Linked DNA regions of Homo sapiens: region 1 is linked to region 2. A link is an interaction called in ENCODE POLR2A ChIA-PET data of the cell type or tissue named here. Cell type or tissue: B cell. All regions are shown on one strand. Links, peaks and the distances in the headings refer to the core of each region. The heading gives the core; the rest is flanking DNA. Region 1 overlaps LINC02245 (long intergenic non-protein coding RNA 2245). Region 2 overlaps SERTAD2 (SERTA domain containing 2).

The links. ChIA-PET counts read pairs that join two places held together with the same protein. Peaks named below come from ENCODE experiments on the same cell type or tissue, not always from the same donor. Only the 100,000 strongest peaks of a DNase experiment are listed, where the experiment ranks them.
Region 1: POLR2A ChIA-PET joins it to region 2 with 10 read pairs; 3 of 35 experiments call an interaction of 5 or more read pairs at or near these places.

What each region holds. Positions count from the first base shown.
Region 1 is chr2:64,924,692-64,930,068 of GRCh38, forward strand. The region is part of intron 1 of LINC02245 (long intergenic non-protein coding RNA 2245); the gene reads right to left. Among named protein-coding and RNA genes, the nearest start is that of LINC02245, 5.1 kb to the right of the region's middle. In B cell, for the core only: no CTCF peak of the experiment used is centred there; no DNase peak of the experiment used is centred there; H3K4me3 peaks cover 1,337 bases; H3K27ac peaks cover 2,563 bases.
Region 2 is chr2:64,638,151-64,643,527 of GRCh38, forward strand. All of the region lies in intron 1 of SERTAD2 (SERTA domain containing 2), which reads right to left. SERTAD2-AS1 (SERTAD2 antisense RNA 1) reads left to right here. Exons shown (of 2, transcript XR_940172.3): 1 at 1-5,377. Among named protein-coding and RNA genes, the nearest start is that of SERTAD2-AS1, 3.9 kb to the left of the region's middle. RefSeq lists enhancers at 4,068-4,851, 5,147-5,377. In B cell, for the core only: no CTCF peak of the experiment used is centred there; no DNase peak of the experiment used is centred there; H3K4me3 peaks cover 587 bases; H3K27ac peaks cover 4,629 bases.

The DNA of each region.
Region 1 (5,377 bases), core at 141-5,140, 290 kb after region 2:
AGCTGATCAGTCTCTGAAACTGTGCTTACTGATGAGAGGTGGAAGCTATTCATGGGGCAACTGGGGGCTCCAACCGACAGTAACAGGTCTCCAGGAGGCAGCAACAGGGGCTCTCAGAGGAAGCCTCATCTCGTGACTCTCCATTGGGGACAGTGTTGGCAATGTCTGGGCAAGGTCTAGCTCCGTCACCTATGATGGGGTGCAGTGGCACAATCTTGGCTCACAGCCTCTGCCTCCAGGGCTCAAGCCATCCTCCTACCTCAGCCTCCCAAGTAGCTTGGACCACAGGTATACACCACCATGCCCAGCTAATTTTTTTTTTTCTTAATAGAGACAGGGTTTTGCCATGCTGCCCAGGCTGGTCTCAAACTTATGAGCTCAAGTGATCCACCACCTTGGACTCCCAAAGTGCTGGGATCACAGGTGTGAGCCACTGTGCCCAGCTGATTAAATCTTAAAGCTCCAAAATAATCTTCTTTGACTCCATGTCTCACATCCAGGCTGGGTTCTCACATCTTGGGTGAGGGGTGCTACTGGCATCCAGTGGGTAGAGGCCAAGGGTGCTGGTAAACATTCTGTGATGCCCAGGACAGCCACATGCCCCCAGTGAAGAATTATCCCACTAAAATGTCAACAGTGCTGAGGCTGAGAATCCCTGATTTATTCAGAGGTCCTCACAGGTCAGCTCATCAGGCATGTCTGCAGAGAGGACAACAGCCTGGACATGTGGCCTGAATTTTGGGGGAGACCCATTCTTGTAGCAAGGACAGGGGAAATGAACTGTGTTTGGAAAAGGCAAGGCAGGAACCCCATCCTAAGTGCCCCGAGCTTCTGGGCAAGTTATGATGACTGAGCCTCAGGAACAAGGACTGCATAGGTATTTGCTTACAACCTGAACGAGCATTCAAGATGCTGGAACAGGCAGATACTAGGGATGCAGCATGAAAGCCTGAGAGTCTGCAGTTGGCTGGGACCAGAGATGGAATGCTGAGGTGGTATGGTTTGGCTCTGTGTCCCCACCCAAATCTCATCTCAAATTGCAATCCCCACATGTTGCGGGTGGGGCCTGGTGGGAGTCCACCCCCATGATTCAATCACCAGTCTCAGGTAGTTCTTCATAGCAGTGTGAGAATGAACTAATACAGGAAATTGGTACTGGGAGTCAGGCACTGCTATAGAAATACCTAAAAATGACAAAGTGACTTTGGAATTGGGTAACATGCAAAGGTTGGAAGAGTTTGGAGGGTTCAGAAGAAGACAGGAAGATGTGGAAAGTTAGAAACTTCCTAGAGACTTGTTGAGTGGTTTTGACCAAAATGCTGATAGTGATATGGACAACGAAGTCCAGGCTGAGGTGCTCTCAGATGGAGATGAGAAATTTACTGGGAACTGGAGTAAAGGTCACTCTTACTATGCTTTAGCAAAGAGACTGGTGGCATTTTGCCCCTGCCCTAGAGATCTGTGGGACTTTCCATTTGGAAGTGATGACATATGATATCTGGTAGAAGAAATTTCTAAGCAGCAAAGCATTCAAGATGTGACCTGGCTGTTTCTAAAAGTGTATGCTGATATGCATAGAGAAAGAGATGGTTTGAAATTGGAACTTACATTTAAAAGTGAAGCAGAGCATAAAAGTTTGGAAAATTTGCAGCCTGACCATGCAGTAGAAAAGAAAAACCCATTTTCTGGGGAGAAATTCAAGCCAGCTACAGAAATTTGCATAAGTAAAGAGGAGCCAAATGTTAATTGCCAAGACAATGGGGAAAATATCTCCAGGGCATGTCAGAGACCTTCACAGCAGCCCCTTGTATCACAAGCCCAGAGGCCTAGGAGGGCAAAATGGTTTTATGGGCCAGGCCCAGGGCCCAGCTGCTCTGTGCAGCCTTGGGACATGGCACATGGGAGCCCACCTCTTACATCAGCATGGCCTGGATGTGAGACATGGAGTCAAAGAAGATTATTTTGGAGCTTTAAGATTTAATCAGCTGGGCACGGTGGCTCACACCTGTGATCCCAGCACTTTGGGAGCCCAAGGTGGTGGATCACTTGAGCTCACAAGTTTGAGACCAGCCTGGGCAGCATGGCAAAACCCTGTCTCTTTAAAAAAAAAAAAATTAGCTGGGCATGGTGGTGTGTACCTGTGGTCCAAGCTACTTGGGAGGCTGAGGTAGGAGGATGGCTTGAGCCCTGGAGGCAGAGGCTGTGAGCCAAGATTGTGCCACTGCACCCCATCATAGGTGACGGAGCCAGACTTTGCCTCGGAAAAAAAAAAAAAAGATTTAATGACTGTACTGATGGGTTTCAAAATTGCATGGGGCCTGTAGCCCCTTTGTTTTGGCCAACTTCTCCCATTTGGAATGGGTGCATTTACCCAATGCCTGTACCCCCATTTTATCTTGGAAGTAACTAACTTGTTTTTGATTTTACGGTCTCATAGACGGATAGGACTGGCCTTGTCTCTGATGAGACTTTGGACTTGGACTTTTGAGTTGATGCTGGAATGAGTGAAGACTTTGGAAGACTCTTAGGAAGGCCTGATTGGTTTTGAAATGTGAGAAGGATATGAGATTTGGGAGGGGCCAGGGGCAGAATGATGTGGTTTAACTCTGTGTCCCCACCCAAATTTCATGTTGAATTGTAATCCCCGGTGTTGGGGGAAAGACCTGGTGGGAGGTGATTGTATCATAGGGGCAGTTTCCCCCTTGCTGTTCTTGTGATAATATGTGAGTTCTCACAAGATCTGATGGTTTAAAAGTGCGTGGCACTACCCGCTTCGTGCTCTCTCTCTCTCCTGCTCTGCCATGGTAAGATGTACCTGCTTCCCTTTCACCTTCTGCCATGATTGTAAGTAGTTTCTTGAGGCCTCCCAGCCATGCTTCCTGTCAAATCTGTGGAACTTGAGTTGATTAAACCTCTTTTCTTCATAAATTACCCAGCCTCAGGTAGTTATTTATGGCAGTGTGAGAAAGGACTAATACATGTGGCTTCAGCTCTGGGGAGGAGAGGCAAAAGGGGTGAGGAGCCAGGAACTGCTGGCTTCCAGTCAGACCTTAAGGCCAACCACAGTTTAGTCCTTGGGTCCAGCCTCCTCAGTTGGGTTGTCATTGTCATCTCCTTAGACACATGATGGTGGGTGGGGTAAAGGGGACAGATAAATCAAGATCTCAAGGGAGGCAGAAATTTGTACAACTGGGAAGCAAGACAAATGTCTACTTGTTTTCATAATGCAATGGGCCGAAATTAAAGCTTTGCATAATATTCTTGGTTGGTGGTTTTTTTGTGTTTTTTTATTTTTTTAATTTTCATAGAGATGAGGTCTCACTATGTTGCCCAGGCTGGTCTCGAATTCTGGGCTCAAGCAATCCTCCTGCTTTGACCTCCCAAAATTGTGGAATTATAGGCATGAGCTACCCCAACCAGCCCAGGATATTGTTTAGAAAGTATCAAGAAACCTGGTATAAACAATATATCAAAGTTCTGTCTGATTTTCCATAGACACACAGATGGTGCTAATTTTCCATGTTGGTAAAATGCTTTGGCTTTTGCAAAACCCTTTCAGGGCTCTTAGCATCTCAGCAACCCTGTGAGGTAGCCATTAACAATCCCATTTGACAGGCAAGGAAACTGAGGCTTGAAAAGGCCGGGCAGCTCACCCACAGCCACAGGGCTAGCTAGAGCCTCAACTCTTCCTTGCCTTTCTTCTTCTGTAGGAAACATTTATGTCAGTTCCAAGGGGCATTTGAAAACTCCACGAACTCAGAGGTTGATCCACCAACCTCAGCCTCCCAAAGTGCTGAGATTACAGGCGTGAGCCACCACATCTGGCCTCTGTATACATTCCTTCCCCCCATTACCCCCCAGAAACAGGGTCTTGCTCTGTTGCCCAGGCTCTGGATACAGTGGCACAATTATAGCTCACGGCAGCCTCACACTCCTGAGCCACCACACCTGGCTATTTCTTATATTTAGTTATTTGTTATAGTTATTCCACTTGCCTGATCACCCTACTCCTTTTGGGTTTTAGGTTTTTAATTCTTTAGGGAAATCTGGTACTATTTCCTAGTAAAATGCTCCATATATCTTAGGGGATTCTGGCCCAAGATTAGGAAAGAAAATTGGTAGATAGGGGATGGCTGCTGGAGAAAAGTCTTACTGACAGCAGCAAGAAATGACAGTTATTAGTCTGACAGTGAGAGAGTCACTGTGACCTGGGCACTTTTCCTTTTTTGCTGCTTTACATTGTGGTGAGCCTGCTCTCTTCTTCTTGGCTGCCTTCTCCCACTTGGGTTTGGCACAATTTCCCCTTTGGGAAAAACAACGTCCTAGCAGCCATCTACTTATAATTTCTCTCACATGGCCAGGCACTCATTGGAGGCTGCTGTTCTTTGGGAAATGCCCTCTTCAGCAGCCTTGATGAATGTGGGGAGAAAGCCTCAGGAATTGGCTTCCCTTTAAGGAATATGGACTGTCCTTCTCTTTTACTAAATTGGTGCTAATTGCCATTGTGAACATTTGCTTGTTTCATTTTATTATCTTTTTGAGATATATTTCTTTTTAGTCCTAGGCTTATATTTAAACTAATGTGTAATTATTGTTTGGAATTCTTAATAATCCACTCAACCCTGCTCAAGAGGCAAATATTTTAGCACTGGAAAATATTTATATGTGTCTTCATGGTTTCTTATTCTGGATGCAACTATAAAATAATAAACTACAACAAATATCTTCCAAACAGTAATTATACATTTATTCATATCAGATCCCTTTAAGCTATTTCACTAGTTTGGTGGTGTCTAAGCAATATGGTGACATGCATTTCCTATCCAAGTCAACTGGGTTCCCTTTTTGCAGCTGACATCTCTAAGAGCTGAGACTCTTAATCTGCAAAAGTCATTTTGTAATAGCTTTCTTGAAGTACAACTGGCATACAACAAACTACATATATTTGAAGTATGCAATTCAACATGTTTTGACATATTTATACACCAGTGAAACCATCACCACAATCAAGATAACGTATCTATCACCCCAGAAAATTTTCTCAAGCCCATTTGTAATTTCTCACTCCTGCCCTTTTTCACCTTCCCCTCCTCATTTCCCAGGCAATAACTGAACTGCCTACTGTCACCATAAATGAGTTTCCATTTTCTAGAATTTTATATAAATGAAATTAAGCCATATGTCCTATTTTTACTGGCTTCATTCACTCAATGTAATTTTGTGATTCATCCATGTTGTGTTGTATCAATACTTCATTCCTTTTTGTTATTGAGGACTATGTCCACTGTATGAATACAATGCAATTTGTTTACCCATCCATGTCCCTGTTAAGGGACAGTTGGCTTGTTTCCAGTTTTGGGGCCATTATAGATAATGC
Region 2 (5,377 bases), core at 169-5,168:
CAGTGTGACTCACTCTCATGTCTTCATATACAGGCAACTGCTTTGTAGTTATTCAATTTCTCTTCTAAATGCCACTTACCTTTTAATGAACTGCTTCAGCTGATTGATCACACCTCATTCAATCCTTTAATAACTTATCCACATCTACACTGTCATAGGCATTTGGCCAGGCCCAGTGGGGAGTCCCACATGAACACCCTGGCCTTCAAGAGGCTAAATAGCCCCTCCTACACCTGATCACCATTTTGAATTTCAAGTCTCGACCTAAAGAAATAAGGCTAAATGGAATATAAACTTCACAGAACTTCTTTCTCATACTTTGTCACAAAGCAGGCCATGCTGCCCTCAAGGCCAGTATACAGGTAGACATGGAGCCTGCCACTTGGGGTAACCGTCTTACCTCATGTCTCATGAGGTCTCCAGAAGAGACAGATGAACAAGCTGCGACCTATCAACATCAGAATCGGCTTGAGATTTGTTAATACTTATGAAGAATGTGGAGTTACTTGCATGAAACATTTCCCCTCATTTTGTTAACATTTAAAAAATGGCTGTCAATGTCAATCACAATGACCAGTCCAGTAATTAATTGTTCTTCAGGGCAATAAAGGTTATGATAGTAACAGTTGGTTTGTCTAATACTTCAAGTGATAGACATATTTCCTACTGTTTAGTGCTAAAATTCTCATCTGTGTATTTACTTTGCATAGAACATTTCCTATCTAAAGTATCTGTTTAAACTTGAAGGTGAATCAGAGTGGAGGTGGTTTCATCTCATATTGCAAAACGTTTTCTACTTCATGCATGAGAGGTACTACTGGACAACTGGGTTTTGAAACATAACTGTATTCACAGGTATGCTATTGGTATTTGCTTATAATTTAAGCATTTAAATACTTATAGAAAAATTTCACTTTTGCTAAAGAGCTAAGTGCATTTAATTCTCATATAAAGTTCTAAGATTTATGTTATGTTATAATGTGATCATGGCAACATACTTAAATGTGTGAGTACACAGATACATACACACTCTAAAATAGTGTTTCTCAAAGTGTGGCCACAGATGGTGCCTGTCTGCGAACTGTTACTGGTCCACGATGAGGTATGTAGAGAGAGACATTTTATTATTTAGAAACTTCTACAGCAAATTTACACAGTAACTGTTATGTCTGTACATGGAATTTTTAAAATGGGGCTTCTATTTTCCATAACTTTGTATTTTTATTTCATTTTATGATAATTATTTTTATTGTGTCTTACTGAAGTCTGTGAAAGATTGGGGGGCCAGGGAACCAAGAGAGCCCCTAATCACAGAAAGCTTGAGAAGCACTGTCCGTAAGTGTAAAACAAAATACAACCGAAAACAAACTAGCTTATTGCCACTGTGGATTTTTATCGGTTTTCTGGAGGAGAGGTAACATTTAGGGAAGATGGTGTAGACTCTTCTTACAGTCATCAATGCAGAATTGTCTTTTTAAAGACTTGTTACTAGAACAAACAACAGGGCTTTTTTAATACTGCATTTTTCTAGAAATAATCACTGAATCTACAGAATTCACCTATTTAAAAAGTATACAGGCCATGCAAAATATTATAGGCATTTAGTAGAATTCCCATAGCTGAAAGAGATCTTTGGAGATATTTTCAGAAGGATTTCAATGTGAGAAGCACCTAATTTCCAATTAGAATGATCCAGCTGGCCAGAGCTGTGTGCTAATCCTAATGATTTAGAGAAAGCCTGATAAGACATCTGTAATGCTGCCTGGAAGGGGAGGGCAGAGGGCTCGGTAAGCAAAACCTGTAAGCAGGAACAGACACACACACCAAATCTTGGATGCACCTCAGAGGTGTGAATACGGACCCCTGATGAAGTGTACCTCAAGGCAGTTTTGCCACCATTTCTCTGTTTTGTATTATAAGGCAAAACTGACTCCACACACCCAGTAAGATTGTAAAATGCATATAATCTTGATTTTTAATCCTAATTCTATCTAAGCTGTTACAGAAAGGAATACAATGCAACATAATAAAAAGTGAAGTCATTTTCCTTAAGTTTGCCTGACACACTGCAGTAACATTACAATGAGCATATTCAGAAGAGGCCTCCAACTCCTAGAGGGGGAGGGCAGTGGGAACTCTCACTCTCAGGGCTTTGTGTAACAACCACCTCCTTAAGCAGGGCCCAATTTAAAGGAGAAAAGACACGACATGCCCTCAAGAACCGGAGGGCAAGAAGCCAGGCGCATCAGCCCCTCCAGGCCTTTCTGGGCCTGGCTCAGGCTGGCCAAGGTCAGGGTCGGCCCAGCTCCTAGCTCCTCAGAAGCCTCTCTTTCCTCAGGCACTCTAAGAAAATAACAATAGCTCTTTAACCACCCTTTGGAGAGGCAAGGGACCTTTCAAAAAGGCTTCGCTGGGCTGCAACTTGAAGATGAAGCAGTAGCAGGAGCTAAGGACGTGTAGGTGACTCTAGGGAGGGGGTGCTGTGGTTCCTGCGGAGGGGGGGCCTGGAGTTCACGAAAGGGGGGCCTGTGACCCATTGGCTTCCTAGGTCACCCCGGGGCTTTGACACTCCACTTTATCTCCTCCCTTGGCTGGTGAAGACCAAAGCCTAAAAAACCCATGTCTTCTACCCAATTTTTCTAAAGACCCAAAGTGCCCCTGAGCTCCAGGGCGGGGTTGGAGACTCCCACGTGGAGGAATCACGTGGGTGCTCCTCCATCTTCTGCCCACCCTAAGGGGCCTAAAACTAACCCCAGCCACTTTTCTACTGAATAGTCATTGGCTCTTAACATGAGGTTTGAGATCAAATGACCTCCCTCCCCAATAAACTTTTTAGAAACAAATTCCTAGCATTCTGGTTTTCTAAACATTAATTTTAACTGCTATTAACTGCAGCAAACTAAGTTTCAAACATAAAGAACAAAACTCATTGGTAGAGACATAAATGAAAACTTCTGGAGTTTTCCAGGAAACTTCATACTAAACACAACTCTGTACATGAAAACTAGTTTTCAACTGTGCAACTTTTCATTAGGAAGGACCCTGCCTTCAAAAGCTACAATCTGGGTAGATGCTCAAAAGTAACAAATGTCACTAGAAGTGTCCTCAAAAGTCAAAGGACCAGAGGACCAGGAGCCTGAATGACTTGACTTTTTGGGGCTTTGCAATTCCAGAATCTGAGTGACTCCCACAGTAAGCAATCTGAGAGATTACTGTGGGCTGGGGGCGGCCGGGAGACTGCTGGAAATAGATTTGTAGCCTATTTGAAAGTTACATTTAAGGTGGGATTGTCTCTTCATATCTGTTTCCCATCTCAAGATAGTGAGCCCCCTAGGGCACAGACGGTGTGTGTTTTGTTCACTTCTGTACCCTCAGCATAAGGTAGTCTCCAACACAAGATGCTCCATAGATGGTCACTGAATACACGAACAGTAAGTGGAAATAATGAGGAAAGACACCAAGGGGCAGCCAGGGCAGCACTGTAAAAACAGAGCCAGGTGTGTGTGTGTGTGTCCTTGAGCGTGAACTGTGTCTGGGAGGGAGGGTCTGAGGAATGGGAGGGTTGCACAGACCTCGGAGTTGAACGGTTTTACAGGCGGGATCAGGGTCGCGCAATGCACCAGCAGCTGAGATATGGAGTAGGCAGGAAAGCTCCAGCTGAGAAGCTCTTCTGTGAGCGGCTCTCCCATCCTTCACTTCTCAACCACGGACAAGCCTTAGGTTCACCTGGAGGCCTGATAAGCACAGGCCGTTGGGCCCCACCTCCCATATTTCTCTTTCAGCATGTCTGGGGAGGAGCCCTCAAATCAGCATTTCCAACAAACTTTCGGGTGATGCTGGTCTGGGAACCTCACTTTGAGAATTACCATTTCTTCTTTTCCTCATCAGGCCATTTCAAGTTTAGGCCGGAGGATATCTTTATTCAGTTAATCTTGATTCCCAAGGCCTTCCTTATTTGTGTCTAATTTAGCAGGACAAAAAGGAATGAACAGCATTTTTGTGATAGCAACTGACAACTGACATTAGAAAACAAAATACTGCACGCAGAGTTAAGATGTCTTATACTCAATTTTAATGACAAAACTCAGGGTCTCAAACTGATGTGTCAGATCCTACTGGCCCAGTGGGGCCCAGATTCTCCTTGCTGGGGTCTTAAAGTGATGGCAGTGGGATCTTATCCAAAGCCCAGAAAGGAACTGAAACAGTACTTACGTTTAAAAGAGTAAGTAACATCTCCCACTACTACATTTTGCATTTTGGAAAAAAAATGCAAACAATTTTTTTGAAGATGAATCAGAAAAGGTTATCTTTAGCTCAAGGTTTTTCAACTATTTAAAAGCTACATCTTTTTAAAAATCTTTTTTTTTTTAAATTACTGTCCTTTAATGTTATTTGAACTGTCAAAGTAAATGTTATGATTTTTTAAAGTGAGAGTATTAAATTGACTTTTCCAAACTACCACTTCTGTCATCCTACCACCACCAACAAAAACCACTGCTTTAACCTGCAGGCTCACCCCAGCCTCTGCAGCATCACAGCGTCCTGGTGGTTCCCTCGACAGACCCTGGGTTGGGGGGGCAGGGGCAGTGTGGGGGCTGTAGGAGGCCGCACAGGGAGCCCTCCTCAGACCACCAAGGCTGGCTTGCTGGGTTTCTCTGTGCCAGTCAAAAAAAGATGCAAAAGTCTTCACAGATGTAAAACTCTGCATTATGTTTTAACTTGATTCATCCCAAATGATTGTCATTAGCCCGGGCGGAAGGAAAACTCTCACTGATAGACTTTTCTACTCTGGAGAAAGAGAATTCATGCCACAAAATGACTTTAAAAGGGGGTCAAATTCACAGCTTAGTTCTAAATTCTTAAGAGAGGAAATAATTGGGGAAGGTGTGACTGGTCTTGTGACCAAAAAGGAATCAAAGATTGAGTGGAGACACCTGGTCCTGCACCCCTGGGGCTTGTGCAGCTCGGCACCACCCTGACCTGGTGCGGGGACAGACGGGGAACTCAGGAAAGCATCGCCTTAGAAGCCCAACTGGTTTGTACCTTGTGTACGTTTTCAAGAGCTTTTTCCAATTTCCTTTTGGGAAACAGCAACAACTACACATTCTGTATGCTCCCTTCTCAGGAGAGCAGCAGGCTTCACAATTAAGTGGTATGTTGTTTTAAAAGTCAGGTAACAAGGCAACACTGAACTACAGTGTCTGCCGTGGTGTACGGGCGGCTAGTGGGGTGAGCTGGCCATGCTCTGCCGCTCACCTGGGTGGAGAGCACAGCTGGGGCCTGCCTCATGATGAGTCACCGGCCTGCACACGCGGGATCCTGCACGGCTCTACATGCACGCTATACTTCAACAGGAACGTTTTCAAAACGCTAGCTA